2 separate regions of the Homo sapiens genome follow, and region 2 is linked to region 1. Evidence: read pairs that join two places in POLR2A ChIA-PET (ENCODE). Cell type or tissue: GM12878. All regions are shown on one strand. Each heading gives the region's core, and the rest is flanking DNA. Links, peaks and the distances in the headings are about the cores only.

The links. Peaks named below come from ENCODE experiments on the same cell type or tissue, not always from the same donor. Only the 100,000 strongest peaks of a DNase experiment are listed, where the experiment ranks them.
Region 2: POLR2A ChIA-PET joins it to region 1 with 5 read pairs; 2 of 35 experiments call an interaction of 5 or more read pairs at or near these places.

What each region holds. Positions count from the first base shown.
Region 1 is chr2:140,654,579-140,663,453 of GRCh38, forward strand. All of the region lies in intron 41 of LRP1B (LDL receptor related protein 1B), which reads right to left. Among named protein-coding and RNA genes, the nearest start is that of MIR7157, 72 kb to the left of the region's middle. In GM12878, for the core only: no CTCF peak of the experiment used is centred there; no DNase peak of the experiment used is centred there.
Region 2 is chr2:140,600,980-140,608,384 of GRCh38, forward strand. LRP1B (LDL receptor related protein 1B) reads right to left here. Exons shown (of 91, transcript NM_018557.3): 42 at 471-660. Among named protein-coding and RNA genes, the nearest start is that of MIR7157, 18 kb to the left of the region's middle. In GM12878, for the core only: no CTCF peak of the experiment used is centred there; a DNase peak (open chromatin) is centred at 3,936.

The DNA.
Region 1 (8,875 bases), core at 2,862-6,861:
CTTCATCAGTGTGAGGCATTTTCCTCTAAGTGGGAACAGATGGGTTTTATTACTAATTCAGAAGATTTTTTTTTCCCCGATAACACAGACTGACACTATAGATGGGATTTCCCAGGCTTATTTCATTTTTGGCCATATGTTTAAGAGAAATTATGCTTACTCATAAGAGACGAGAAGGGATGCTAAGTAAAAATGGATTTATTTGACATCTGAAACTTATCACAAAGGGTCTCTTACTATCCTAAAGAAACATCTGCTCTCCGTATTGTTCACTCAACTCTATGCTAGTTTGTCATGTGAAATACTGCTGCCACAGCTATGCTTTTTCCCACACACCAGTAAGTATAATCATTACTGTCAAATGATATCATTAAATAAGTTTCACCCAAGGTTTCCTAGCTGGGCACAGTAGCCCTGAGGTTAAATAAGAGAAATTTGTATGGGTATATGTATGTATATATATATATATCTCCTAGCTCTCTAAAAATTGGAATATATGTGGCCTATCTCTCTAAAAGGATCTCCTATTGTACAAATTCTAGACCATCGAAGTATGCTCAACATGTAATACATGCTCAAGAAATTTTTAATCTTATTATATAAGGAAATAATTAAAATTTACCAATTCATCAGTAAAACAAGCTTTTTAAAAATTTATTCTCATTCTTATAAAGTACAGTGGTGACTTCCAAATTCTACATTTATTAACCTTGATGTTAATCGTCTATTTTATGTCCTAAATTTCTAGCAAATGAACTGTGAATTATCCTGCTCTAATAATTTTCTAGGTTCTTATAATTGTCACAGATATAAAATATCAAAATACCTCAATAATCCAAAATACCTCAATAACTGGAATCTCACTTGCAAGTAAATTGTTCTGTCCTTTGGATGTGACTCTATTGTTTCAGTTATTCATGAATTTAAGATAGTGGTTTCCTTCCAGATTAATCATTCCTAGGTGCAGGAAGAGAAACTCAAAGAATGTAGAGACTGAATTGTATTTATCTGTATTGCATCAGAGCACAGAGAAGTAGCTAGGTTATAAAAAGTACCTCATATTTCTTAATTAAAAGAATAGGCGCCAGGCGCGGTGGCTCACGCCTGCAATCCCAGCACTTTGGGGGGCCGAGGCGGGTGGATCACGAGGTCAGGAAATCGAAACCATCCTGGCTAACACGGTGAAACCCCGTCTCTACTAAAAATACAAAAAAATTAGCCGGGCATAGTGGCGGGCGCCTGTAGTCCCAGCTACTCGGGAAGCTGGCGCAGGAGAGTGGCCTGTACCCGGGAGGCGGAGCTTGCAGTGAGACGAGATCCCGCCACTGCACTCCAGCCTGGGAGACAGGGTGAGACTCCGTCTCAAAAAAAACAAAAAAAGAATAGGCAGAGTATACATTTATCTCTTTACTAGTTTAATTCCCAAAGGAAACAAGACACATTCAAGTGGTTTAAGTGGTACATAGGGGATTCAATAAATGCCATATTATAGTAATTCTAAGATAAGTCCATCTATGTCAGACCACAAATAGAGAATTAATCATGTTTTTTGTTTTGCCCACTTCTCAGTGATTTCATAATTATCCTCAGCATTGTCACCAAAAGCTCAGGGAAATCTGCTAGCAGATTCTGTAATGTAAAAACATCTTGGCAGGTTTTGTGACAATATATAATAATGAGACATAGAAACTGGACATTTTTTGTCTTATTTTAAAGGGATGTACTAATTCTAACAAAATGGTGATTGCACATTACTTTGGCACTATTTCAGGACACTGTCTTTACAATTTTCAAAAAATCATTGAGAAAATCACAATGTATATTATTGTAAGTATGATTGATAATGCCAGGAAAGCAGTAAAGGAAGAGATTTGTTTTGCTTTGTTTTTTTCCCCAAAGGCATTGCTAAATTTTCTTTAAAGAAAAATATCTTTGTTATCACATCAACCAGATATGACCTGATACAGAAAAATTCTACTTCTTTCTTCTTTCCTCTTTCTGATTATTGCTTTGTCGAAACTACTGCTTTTAAACCATTTGTAATTTTGCGGACTACTTCTGATTTTTCTGCTTGTATTAGATGTGCAAGTGTATGTCTGTGTATCTCCTTGGACTATTTGTCTGATTCATTCAAAAGAAAAGTTTTTTGGGGTTCACTTTCAGGGAATTTTCAATAACTTTTAACAACTATAGTGAGGAAATGTATGAAAGACTAAAGGTTGGAGAAGCAGAGAGTTAAAAAAGCAAATGTTACTGACAAAACCACAAAAGCATGTAAATTTGAGAGAAATGGCAAACTAAATGGTCTTGCAATAGCTAACTAGGGTCAATTTAAAACAAAAATTGACAGTAGTATAATCACAAACAAGACAATGAATTTCATCAATATATCACAAAACAGACTAAGTTAAAAGTGGTCATATTTTCCTTCTCTTATTATATTTTAAGTTCCCAATATTTTACAGAGCTTCTATATATACCTCAAAATGATTTTATCCTGTGAAATATAATAGTACTGATAGGCATTTATGCCAATGTGATATATACATGAGTGTTTTCTCAGGAACACACATACACATCCCTTTTGGTAAAGAAAGTTATGTATCTTGAAACATAAAAGTAAAAAAAAAAATTCTATTTGATTGCTTTATTTCATAATTAAAGGAAACTGTACTTCATAATATAGGGAAGTAGGCAGTGCGGTAGAAAACATGCTTTTCCATAGACTGAAAATCATTATAACTGCCCTATTGAGAAAAGAGAAAGAGAGGCCCAGAAACTCACTGATTTTCTCAGCACTTCGTATCCTAAGACCAGAGTAAATCTTTAGATATATACATTGAATAATATTTTAGATCATACATTGAATGATTATTCCATCTAACAAATATGGGTGAACTATAGGCCAGTACTGGAAATAAGGAGAAAAAATAAGAGGGCTGGCTGGATGGATGGATGGATAGATAGATATTTCATATATATATATACACATACATACATATATATACATACATACATATATATACATATATATACATACATATATACATACATATATATACATACATATATACATACATATATATACATACATATATATATAAATACAACATTATGGAATCATCAGTAAGCTAGAAATTAAATTATATCTATTGAGGTATTATTTTAATGTACTCATGATGTGTCACTGTGATTACATTAAAAACAAAAGAGCCTTTATCTCTTACCATAATGTTAAAATATTTACTGATGTAATAGCCTGTTGCCTGGAATTTGTTTCGAAGTAACCCGATGGTACAGTGAGTGTATGTGTTGGGGGTGGGAGATTGAACAGATAAGCAAAATTGGCTGTATGTCAATGCTAATTGAAACTGATCCATGGGCCCAAGGATTAACAGAACTTATTTCTTTACTTTTGTGCTTATTTGAAAACTTCCATAATAAAACATTTTAGAAGTAACATCACACATTCATAAGTTAATATCTACTTATAAATTATTCAAAATTTAGTTTTTTATACTTAAACCCATACTATTTTAAGTAAAACATTTTTATTGTGTCTTTACAAATTTCAGTTGGTTAACATTGAATAAAATAGCAATGAAAAATTGGAATAAAAAGTTTAAAAGGAAAGTTTAGCTTCTGGATACTTTGAAGGAAAAATATGGTCTTTTCACATTGATAATATAAAAACAAATTAATGGCCAGTAAACATATTTAATGTCAAATTATATACAAAAGGAAGTTTTTCTGTTAATTTGTTTTAACAATTTCTAACAAAAGTTGGTATATTAGCCATTCAAAAAAGTTCATGTTTTCTAATGGCTTTATATACTGCAACAGGATAACAATTAAACAATCTTTGGCAATAAGGTTGTAAAAATGCATCATTATTTATAAACAATAATCATTTTTAATAATTTTATTTTCTCATCCTGAATTTCCAAAAATAAAATAAATATTTCTTAAAATCCACAAAACTAGTTTTCCCACCTTTAATTTATCCAATTTTTTTCTTTTAAATTTGAAAATGATGATAAAACTCTATCATGTCTATTGATATGACAGTACATTAGGATCAAATGTTTTTAACGCAATATGTCTACATTTATTTATTTATTTATTTATTTATTTTCTGTCCAAGGTGGAACCTTGACCCTTTGGGGTTCTTTGCGGGTTCTGTATGAACCTTCAGTGAACTGGAACATGTGAGATAATAGGTTGTTTATGTACTATAAATCTACTTACAGTGAGCTGGAAATGCAGTAGGTAATAGGTTGTTTATGATTTGCAAATCTGTTCAGTGAGCTGAAAATTTGTCAGATAATGGGCTGTTTATGAATTCTAAATCAATATTCAGTGAGCTGGAACAATGTTAGATAATGGGCTATGTATGAGTTGTAAATCTGTTTTCAGTGAACTGGAAACATGTTAGATGATGGGTTGTTTCTGAGTTGTAAATCTGTTTCAGTGAGCTGAAAACATGTTAGGCAATGGGTTGTCCCTAAACTGTAAATCTGTTTTTTTTTTTTTTTTTTTTTTTTTTTTTAGTGAACTGAAAATCTATTTAATAAAAGACTCTTTACATGTTATAAATCTGTTTTCAATGAGCATGAAATGTGCCACAATAATAGGTTCATGTTGACTAAGAAGATCCCACTTTACTGAACTAGAAACATGTCATCTAATAGATACTTTATGAGTAGTAGATCTATTTTTCAGCAATTTAGACATATGGAATGATACTACCCTGTGTACATAAGCGTTGTAACTTTAATCTATTTTCAGCATGGTTTTATTTGATGAATAAAGGTTCTACTCGATTACAGCTAATGGAGTGGAAAGCTACTAAAGGTTTGCTTTTAGTGATGTGGTGCCAGACCAACTTTGCAGTGTACTGAGTTTTGTTAATGTTTAACAGTTACCAAGATGCCCCTGGTACTCAGGAAATGCTGTAAAAATATATTCTGGCTTCAGTGGACTTATATTCAAACACAGATATGTGCTACATAAGAAACAGGAAACATTCAACACAGTAAATATAGAATGAACCCCACCTACAAATTTAACATAGGCTGAGATACAAAGGAAGGTACAAAGGAAGAAACTTGAACTCTCACTGGGGAGACAACATGAGCAAATATAAAACGATACAATTTAATGTAAAAAATTTCCAAAATGCATGATCAAAGCCAAAAACAAAACCACAAAACTTTATATTAGGGTTACGAGACTAGTGAGAAAAACAGGATGAGAGATAAGAAATAAATTTTTAAGAGTCAAGAAAAATAGATTATTTGGGGAGTAACACATTGATTTTTAATCTCTTCTTTAACTTTCAGATATGCAACTGTTTATCAATAATTTCATATTTGTTAATAACTAATATTTTTGTTTTCAGGCAATATTAGGAGAAAAATGTATATTCTATCACCAGCCATTATTTAAATTAATGCTTACTTTTATCAATGTGATACATGCTTATAGTGTTTTTCAAAAAGTGTATATTATTAGAAATCCCTTACAACAACCTATCATTCACTAATGTCCCACTCCTTCCCCTCAAAAAAAAACTCCTGCTCTGCAAAAGTGTTTTTTTCAACTTTTAAAGTAACTTTTTCTGGGTTCGTCTTCATATTCATAAATAATGTGCCCATACCTCACTGGTCTTTATTAATTTTAGACAATGTTAAGTTAAATACCCATAGTTCTTTTTGCATACTTCCAGTATTTTTATATGTCAATTTTTATTGTTCATTGCAGAGACAAGTACTGTACTATGATTTTGTTTACTTTCTTGTATTTTTGTGATTCCTGTAATTAAAAACTATTTTTTCACTTGCTTTATTTTCTATGTACCTGTCTTTAATTCTTTATAAATGCTGTATAAGTTAAACACAAAATTATATTCCAGATGCTTATACATCATATAATCTATCAAAGCCATTTTTCTTCCAAAGAGCTCCTTTTCATATCTCCCAAACTCCCTCTCTGATCTGGACCAGGACTTTCCTGAGTCTCATGTGCAACTTTCATCTTGAAACAAAGTTTTGGTTGTTTATGTGCGTTATATGAGAGTCTCTTATATCCTGAAACTCACGTCTTTCTTTTCTTTGTTTTATGTCTTTCATTTACTAGATACACATTCTCCAACAGCTTTCAAAGAAAGGTACACCAGAGTTAAATATTTGGTAACTGTACATGTCTGAAAATGTCTGCATTGATTGATAATTTTACCTGCTGTCTTTCCAATTTGTTGCTATTTCCCATTAGGTTCTTCCTGTCTTTTTGTGTTTTTTTTTTTTTTAAACTCTCATTTTTATTGCATTTAGAAAAGACAAGCAGATAAATGTATGCTTTTGTCAAATGTTTTCTTAATATTATTAATAATCATGTTCTCTCTTCTTCTGCTTTTGTTAACTCCTAAGGTTTTTTCTATGAAACCCATTTGCCCTTCCCATTATCAGAGGCCAAAGTTAATTTAATCAACTCATAGACATACTTTTATGCCAAAGATATTAAATTATGTAGCAATCATTATTAAGAAAATGGTGAATAAATAGTAAGTTACCTACTCCAGTTTATATCTGAATGTTTCTCAGTTTAGCCATTAATTTGTACAGTCACTGGGTAAAGAGTGCTATTAAAAAACATGATAGGGATATAAAATGAAAAGCAGATAGGCCCAATTTTGTTATGGAGAAATTTCAACTAGAGTACTGGAGGTCTATAGAGAATGGAATTACATTACCAGGATTTTGAGACTATGGGTCCACAGAGAAAGTTAGTTTAAAAATTGGGCTGGGCATGATGGCTCATGCCTATAATCCCAGCACTTAGGGAGGCCAAGACAGGAGGATCACTTGTGTCCAGGAGTTCAAGACCAGCCTGGGCAAAATGATGAGACCCCATCTCTACAAATAATTAAAAAAAAAAAAAAAAACGCAGTGTGGTGGCACACACCTATAGTCCCAGCTACTGGGGTGGTTGAGATAGGAGAATCACTTGAGCCTGGGCAGTTGAGGCAGCAGTGAGCTGTGATTGCACCACTGCACTCCAGCCTGGGCAACAGAGCAAGATCCAGTCTCAAAACAACAACAAAATTGTCCACTGGATTAAATCCCATGAGTGAGCAATGTAGACAGTTCTGGACTAATTGTCCTCTGGTAATTACTCAATACTTATTAAAGTTTTAGGTTTGAAATCAGTTTGTTGTCTTTATTTCAAAATCATGTCATATGACATATGATACACACTAAGTATATCTCTGTTCTATGTTGTGATACACACAAAAAAGTTTAAGATTCTAAGTTGTATAGCATTAAAATATGAGAAATAAGCACTAAACAATTTATCTAATTGAAACACTTGACATAAGTCATCTGAATAATTACCTGAATTCTCTCTTTTATCATTTAAACTCAAATATCGTGTTAAAAACTTGGAAGTAACTCTAACGAACAAGAATAAAGTAGCCATATGGAAATATTTAGATTAGTATAACTTAGAGTAGAAAAAAACTAGAAGAAAGGTAATTTGTAATCAATAAGGGAAGTAATAAAACATGATATATCCATTATATATTACTACATATATATATCCGCTATATATATACTATTAAAAGGAAAAATTCCAGTTCACTTGACTACATTTGTATGAGGTATTTCTTGAGTGAGAAAATTAGAGATTGTAAAATGGAGGACAAAATAATCCACAGTTTTTATTTGCATAAGTATTACACATAGGTGTCTATACATGCTATAATTACAAATATTAAGGAAAAATTATTTAAGAATACATAGCTGGTATTAACACAGTCTTCCTTTGGATGGAAGAGGGTAATAATACAAGGGAACTTAAAATGATAGAAAAAGAAGTGAAGCAATTAAATTACACAAACACCAAACTGAATTAGATAAAGATGAAAAAATTTTAAATGTAGAGAACAAGGAACTAATTTGAGGTATGGTGAAAGGCCTGGAATTTACTAGTTTCCTGTTGATATTATTGAAAATATAATTTCAGTGGTAAAAGAAGGCCATTTTCATTGGAATGGATATAATTCCTTGCACAAATAGAAAGAATTAAATAAGAATGACTCTGAAAACTGCACAATATTCCCTATGGCAAACCATTTTTATCTTGGCAGTGAGTATCTGTTTTCAAGTAAAATTCATGAAACATTGCCTTAGGTCTAAAATACAAAGTCTCAGAGGAAACATCATTCCTTCTGACAGAAATTTAAAATTTTTTACACATATAAAGAGGAAATTGCCAATGGTAATCATTTTAGTGAGGCGCCTGCAAATGCTTTAGATTGCAAAAGTATTGATAACAGAAAAGTTGTAGGGTAGCAAATATTAATAACAATCTATTAGAGTAAATGTGTATAATTTCCAAATGGGTAAAGGGCTACAGTTAAGAAAGTGCACTAACTTTATAAAAATGCTTTTAAGTAAAACAACATGTAGCCTTCAGAACATGATTGAACAGCACACAAGAATTTCAGCTCAATGATATGTTAAATTGCATGCTATATATAAAAATACCTGTAACTTATCAACCAACAGAGAATTTGTGTTTTTGGTATTTGACATTCTGAAATTCATTAAAATGTCCCCCAAAATTCCTACTAAGATACTAAAAATATAAAATTTGAGATAAATTACAGACTATTACAAACACACCATGTTGGAAATACACTGGTCATCATCATCATCGAGTATTCACCATAGTGGCATACAGAAAAACTACAATAGTCCAGTGAATCATGCCAAGATCCACACATATCTGATATAAACAGAAGTTTACTGTAGCCAGCTTCATCAATTATCTTAGCTAGACCTTCTGGAAAACTTACTGCAGCTTCTACATC
Region 2 (7,405 bases), core at 2,091-6,090, 54 kb before region 1:
GCTGAAAAATAGCTGCACACAAAGATTTTTGTATGGTTGCAGTTTGCTTTCTTTTGTATTGCAATTTGGGAGATCTCCAGATGCTATAATTACTTGATTAAAATGCAAAAAAAAAAAAAACACTCTTAGTCTTCCGTGTATGTTAATTTTTTTAAATATATGGTTCCAATCAGCTATGTATTAAAGTCTTCTTCATAGGCCTTTTCCAGCATGGTATTGTCTCTAGTTTGCCTTTAATTATTTAAATTTGTTTTTACTGGATCTCTCAGGAAGATGAAGCCTGGCTTTTAAAGGGACCAGATTTTTCACATTTATAATGCTCTTACATAAAAAAAAAAGTTTTATGAATTGTGAAAATAAAACTTCAAATAAAAACTTTATTTTTAAAGTTAATTCTTAAAATTAACAGAACTCTGATATTCTTTTGACTTATAACTATAATGAAGAAATAAAACTACACTGTTTCTTACTTTTGACATTCATCCAAGGCTAGCACATGTGGATGGTCATCTTCTGACATGGTGATGACAGCTTCCCTGTCAAATGCTCCAGGCCGAGTCTGGTCCACAGTGTGTCTGGTGATGGATGAGGTGGTAGAGCTTGTCCAGTACAGTGTATCCCAGGCTCTGTGATAGGCAAGTCCTTCCACAGAACCCACATCTAGTGGGGGAAGAAAAAGAAAAAATATATACTTTTATTTACAAAAAAATGACTTCTGGACAGAAAAAGCATTTAAGACATACATGTATACCTGTTATTTCATCAACCATTTCTCCACAAAATCTCCAAAATAAAAATGCAGTCATTGTGATACCTACAATTGACAGCTTATTATACATATATAATGGGAGCAATTTTTGCAAAAAATGTCATTATAGACTTAATCTTCTCACAAATAAAATAAAATTAAATAATTGCCTTTCATTTTGGAAAATGGTGGCTCTCTTTCTTGTATCTTAATCAATTTTCAAAAATATCCAACGTGCAACAACTTAGAGATGTTTTGGAAAACCTTATGTCAGCAATACGACTTAGATACAATCATCATGAGTTTTCTCTTGATACTATAGATCTGGAGATGTCCAGGAAAAGCAAACACATCGAAAACTACAACAGTATGAGAAATCCAAAATCTAACTCCTTACTTGCAACTATCAAACAGTGGTAGATAATGTTTTAATAGGTTAATGTGTCAATTTATTTGCTTCTATCCAACTAATGAGATAAAAAAAAACAAAGCAAGAGAAAAAGAAATTAATTGCCAGCTAAAGCATGCTTTAAATGTCAGACAAAGATAAATGATGGTACACAGATCCTAATACATAAAAGTGACAAGGTGAAAAACAAAAGTAATTATTTCTTAAAATTGTATTCCCAATCTCTAGGGTAACATAAGTAGCTGTTTTATTTTTCACAGACATGCTATGAGTGCATCTTTAAGTATAATCAAATTATTACACTTTTCCTACATGTTATTTGCTTTACTCAGAATTATTATTCTGAGCATGTTTAATTTAACAAAGAACGTATACACTTTTTTCAGTCATACCAAGAAATTAACATTATTACAGACAGAGCATTTCCCCTGCTTTTCTCTCAAAGAATCCCTAATAGGAACTATCCAGCTGCTATAAAAATAGGTATCTGAAAAGAGCTGTTTCCAGGTTTAAGATGAGTTAATATTTAGTTTGGGGGGATCAATAGGATTTTGTGGGAGGGCAAAACAATAATTAAAGTTTTTGAACAATGTTTTTTTTCATATTTTTTTATTTCTTTTTTTACATACAACATGAAATATCCAATAATAATGCAATTAATGGCTATCATTTTAGTTGCCACATGCTAGAAATGATAAAAACTGCTTTTCATACATCATTTTATTTTATACATAAAATAAAATGTGAAGTTTGTGTCATAATTTTCCATTTCCCAAGAAGAAAGCTGAAACTTATAGTCACAGGGCTGATAATATTAACACAAAATTTTTACCGCCTGGCTCCCCCATTCACCTGATTCCAAAAGCCTATGTTCTTAGTAGCACCACTATTTGGATATGGGTTTATAATGGTTACTACTTAACCTCAATCTATACCAACCTGAAACCAAAGGAATGATTCATTAGTCTTAACTTGTTTGACTCTAGGAGAATTGTATATCTAGTAATATACCATAGATAGTCTCCTCTCACACAGTCAACAAAGCAGTCTACAAGGTATTAATGAGGGTGATTAGTATGAAAATGTAGCCTAGAGATGACGGAAGAAAAATTATAAAACACAGTCACTGTAAAATCAGTTAAGCTAATTTTATGTGATGCACATAGTTCTCCTATTTGGAGTGAGTGGAAGAAAAGTTGATCATGGTTAAGGATGTTTAAATCATTAATTAATAAATCACCTTTGCCAGTGTATTTTTTAAACTTCCAAATCATTTCAGAAATGCAATGAACTCTAGTAGTAGTATCTATAGCATTACACGCCTTTCATCGTTCACAAATAGAATGAGAAATGGCATAGCTCTGAGAAAATTTAAGCAAATGAGAATAATCCATCCTGATTCTACATCTTCTCTTCCAGTAACCATGACATATCTTCCTCTTCGTAACTTTCTCTTGCCAATTCAGGAAGAAAACACTTCGTATCACCATTGAGATGTGACAGATGTTTCTTTTCTATGGTTAACATAATTCCAGAGTTACTAGAGAACATAATACATCTCAATATCCACATATAATCTGTTTTACTTTATTTTTGTAATAGATGATAAACAGAAATTACAGTTAATAATGATCTGTTGCTACATTTTAAAATATTTTAGTCATGTACTTCTTTCTAAAAATGATGTTTAGATCCTTATAAAATTATATTTTAATTAACAAAAAGCCAATTAAAATTATTGAAATATTTTAGTTGAGATAAGACATATTTCTCAATTTTGTGATTATTTATCGACAGTGAGAGGGCATGTGGCATGTATATGTGTGTGTGTGCACACACATCTGTGTTTGAACATTGAGATTCCTAAAACAGTTGAACAGCCAGAATAGGACTTTGAATTACTGATTCTGGAAGGCAATTATGTAGTTTGAAAATAAAATAAAATGCCTATCTACCCAACCAGACTTGAAATATTGAGCAGAGTAAATCAATACAGGGCTAAATTCTTGGAACTCAAGGATGTAGAATAGGCATATGAAATATAATGCAAACCAGTAAAAATCCTGTCTCCTTACCTCATGCACTTGCCAAGAAAAAAAAAAAAAAAGAGTTTTCTTCCCTCTTACCCACTTTTGAGCAGGGAATTGAGATTGGCTAAGCATGAGTCAGGTCCTGACATGTTTTTGCAGAAGAAATAAGGGGAGGTCAGCACATCAAAAAATACAAGCCAGGCAAGTAACTCAGAACCGTGGTTGTACCCTATTTCCTGGATTCTAGTTTCCATAGCCATGATAGGGAAATTGATTCTAATAGCTTGGCAGAGAAATAAACCACTACTCTTGCAGCTATCCAAAGGACTTCAGTTCATAGAGAACATACTTTCATCTCATCACCACTGAAGAACAGCAATAGCCCCTTCTGGTCTGCACATTGTCTTAAAGACAGGATAAGAGCTTACCAAATGGGAAAGGCAGTGAAGGGTATTATTCATAGGGAGTCACGTCCATTAAACACTGGTATTCATCCGGCTAGGAAAACAGTCGCAGGTAAATCCAGTTGCAAAGTGGTTTGGATGGGTCCTCACCCAAATCTCATCTTGAATTGTAGCTCCCATAATCTCCATGTGTTGTAGGAGGGACCCAGTCGGGGGTAATTGAATCACAGTGGCAGGTTTTTCCATGCTGTTCCCGTGATAGTGAAAAAGTCTCACAAAATCTAATGATTTTATAAAGAGCAGTTCCACTGCACACACCCTCTTGCCTGTCACCATGTAAGATGTGCCTTTGCTGTTCTTTCACTCTCCACCATGATCGTGAGGCCTCCCCAGTCATGTGGAACTGTGAGTTGTTGAACTTCCTTTTCTCTATAAATTACCCAGTCTCGGGTATGTCTTTATTAGCAGCATGAGAACAGACTAACACACAAATTTAGCAGAAAATAACATTTATCTCAAGGACATGCTACAACTATAAAGCATCATAATGAAGTCCTCCTTGATTGTGTACTACCTTCTTACTTACTGGCTTGTTCTCCAAAGCCACAGAATATCAGTTTGTTGATTGAAATTATATCACCAGTATAAAGCATCCAAATCTTGTTTGGAGGATCTGAGTTATTTTGACACACAGAAGCACTCTCAATTTGCAGCCCAGGCAAAGAGCCTAAAATAAGAAGTTCCTGCACAAAATATTCCACATCTATATTAACTGTGAAGTTTCCAAGGATACAGGTCCAATTCACTATCCAGATCTGATGTTGAACTCTTTACAAATAGTACACATAACTGTGCTCTACTTTAAGCCTAACAAAACACTACTTACTGAAATTGTGTCTAAATTCTACCCTCTGTAAAAATCTTCTAAAAGTTCTGTTTCTTTTATTTTCCTTTTCTTTTTTCTTTTCTTTCCTTTTCTTTATTTTATCTTTTTCTTTCTTGCTTGCTTGCTTCTCTTTTTATTTCTCTTTCTTTCTCTCTCTTCTTTCTTTCTCTCTCTGCTTCCTTACTGCCTGCCTGCCTGCCTCCGTTTCTTTCCTCCCTCCCTCCCTCCCTTTTTTCTTTCTTCCTTTTTTTGAGATTCGCCATAGTTTTTCTAGTATACGGTCTCTCTCATTGCAATAAGACAACAATTTGACATGGTTGAATGACGGGCTTATTTGACAAAATTCAATAACCTTTCATTATAAAAATATTCAACAAACTAGCAATAGAACTTCCTCAACTTGATAAAAGGAATACCAAAACCCGAGGCTCGTATTATATTTAGTGGTGAGAAAATGAATGTTTTCCCTCAAAGACCAGGACCAAAGCAAACATGTCCACTTTTGCCTTTATTCAACTAATGTTGACTAAAACTGGAGATTCCAGCAAGGGTAATTGGGGGTGGGGTAAAGAGAGAGAGAGAGACAGAGAGAGAGAAGGAAATAAATGGTATCCAGATTGGAAAGAAAGAAGTAACACTATCACTATTTGCAGATGGCAAGTACTGGTATATACAAAATCTTAAATAATTTAATAGAAATGTATACTCAGGATGCAGGTTACAAAAGCAACATACAAAAAATCATTTGTATTCTATATAAGAGCAATGAACAATCTGAAAATGACATTAAAAAGACAATTTAATTTATAATATAATTTTAAAATATAGAATACTTAGAAATAAGTTTAGCAAAATAATTTTAAATGTTAAAACATATGCACCCAAACTACAGCACATCATTGAAAGAAGCTAAGGATTTTAAAAAATGGAAAGATAACAATGTTCATGGAATGGAAGGCCTAATATTATGAAGATGACAATTCTATCCAAATAGACCTACAGATTTAATGTATAGAAATCCCAGCTGGCTTCTTCCCAGAAATTGACAAGCTGACCTTAAAATGCATATGGAAATACAAGGGACCCAGAAAAGCCAAAAGAATCTTAAATGAAAAAAACAAAGTTAGTGGGCTCACACTTCCTGATTTCAACCTCAGTATAAAGTTTATAGTAATAAAGAGAGTTTGAATAAGAATAGACACAGCTACATGTACCAGAAAAGTCCAATGAGAAAAAAAATTATCTCAAATATATAGTACTCCCAACAATTGTATAGCCACATGTAAAAGAATGATATTTGATTCCTTCTTCATATCACACACACACTCATACACCCACACATATAACTAAAAATATACCTTAAACCTAAACATAGATGGTAGATGATGAAACTCTTAGGATAAAAAATAGGAAGAAATCTTCATAACTTTGGGTTAAGCAAAGCCTTCTTAAACATGACACAAAAAATACAAATGAAAAAAGAAAAACAGATGTTAGATCTCATCAAAATGAAAAACTTGTATGCTTCAAAAGACAAAAAGTCAACTGACAGAATGGGAGACAATATTTGCAAATCACTTATGTGATAATGGACTTGTATCTTGAATAAATAATGAATGCTTTATACACTCAACAATAAAACAACAACTAATCCAATTAAATAATGGGCAAATAATTTGAATAAATATTTCTCCAAAGAAGATACACAAATGACTGATGAACACATAAAAAATGCTCAACACTATTAGACATCAAAGTACTGCAAATCATAATCACACTTGATATTCATTATGACGACTGCAACAGTAAGAAGTTTTCACAAAGATGTGGAAAGATTTGAACCAATATATATTGATGGTGGAAATGTAAAATGGAGCAGCCTCTTTGTAAAACAGTCTGTCAGTTTTACAAAATGTTAAACATAGAGTTACCAAGTGACCCAGCTTTTCTACTAGTAAATATATACCCAAGAGAAACGAAAACGTACCTCCACACATACACAAATGTTCAACAAATGTTCATAGCAGCTTTATTTGTAATAACCAAAAGAAGAAACAGCCCAGATGTCAATCAGCTGATAAGTGGATGAATAAAATTTAGTACATCCACGCTTGGAATTATTCAACAATATAAAAACTGAAGCACACATATATGCTAAACTCGACCCCCTCTCTTTACACACACACACACACACACACACACATAGACGTGTGTGTGTATATATATATGTATACATATACATACAGGACACAATTATAGAAAATTATTTTAAAGTATGTGAATATGTAGATATGGTTTAATTGTTATCCAGTAGAAATTTTATAGAAAATTTAAATACCTGGCAATTTCCCTTGAGACTACCTTATTAGAATGCTTCACAAATGATTAACATGGATAATTTTCCTTTTTCTAACCATTCAATCGATGAATGGGATGCAATAGATTTTAATATGGATTGCTTACTGTGAATTAGACTACCACTAATATGATTTAAAAGCTCAGAGTCATTTTTGTTTCTCCCCACATCAGTAAATACATTAATAAAATAAAATTATTATCTAAAATAAAATAATAATTTTTTCCACCAGTCTAATTTACTAAAAATTAAACAAATTAAAAATCTACACTGTAATCTGAAAATTAAAACAAGAAGCAATTAAACTAGAAATAAAAATTTTCATTATTTTGTGTTAGTGAACGCATAGAAAAACATAAGAGAATCTGCTAAAAAACTACTGAGTTGGGTAAGCTGGCAGGCAATAAATAAGTAAATTAAAATCAATAGTTGTATATATACAAAAATAACCAGTGAGAATATATAATGGAAAGAGGATGCCAGTCCAAGTGGCTGCTAATCCTGCTGGTTCCAGTGAATGAGAACACCTAAAAAACTGTGCAACTGTTGATCACCTGAATTTAGATCTTCTT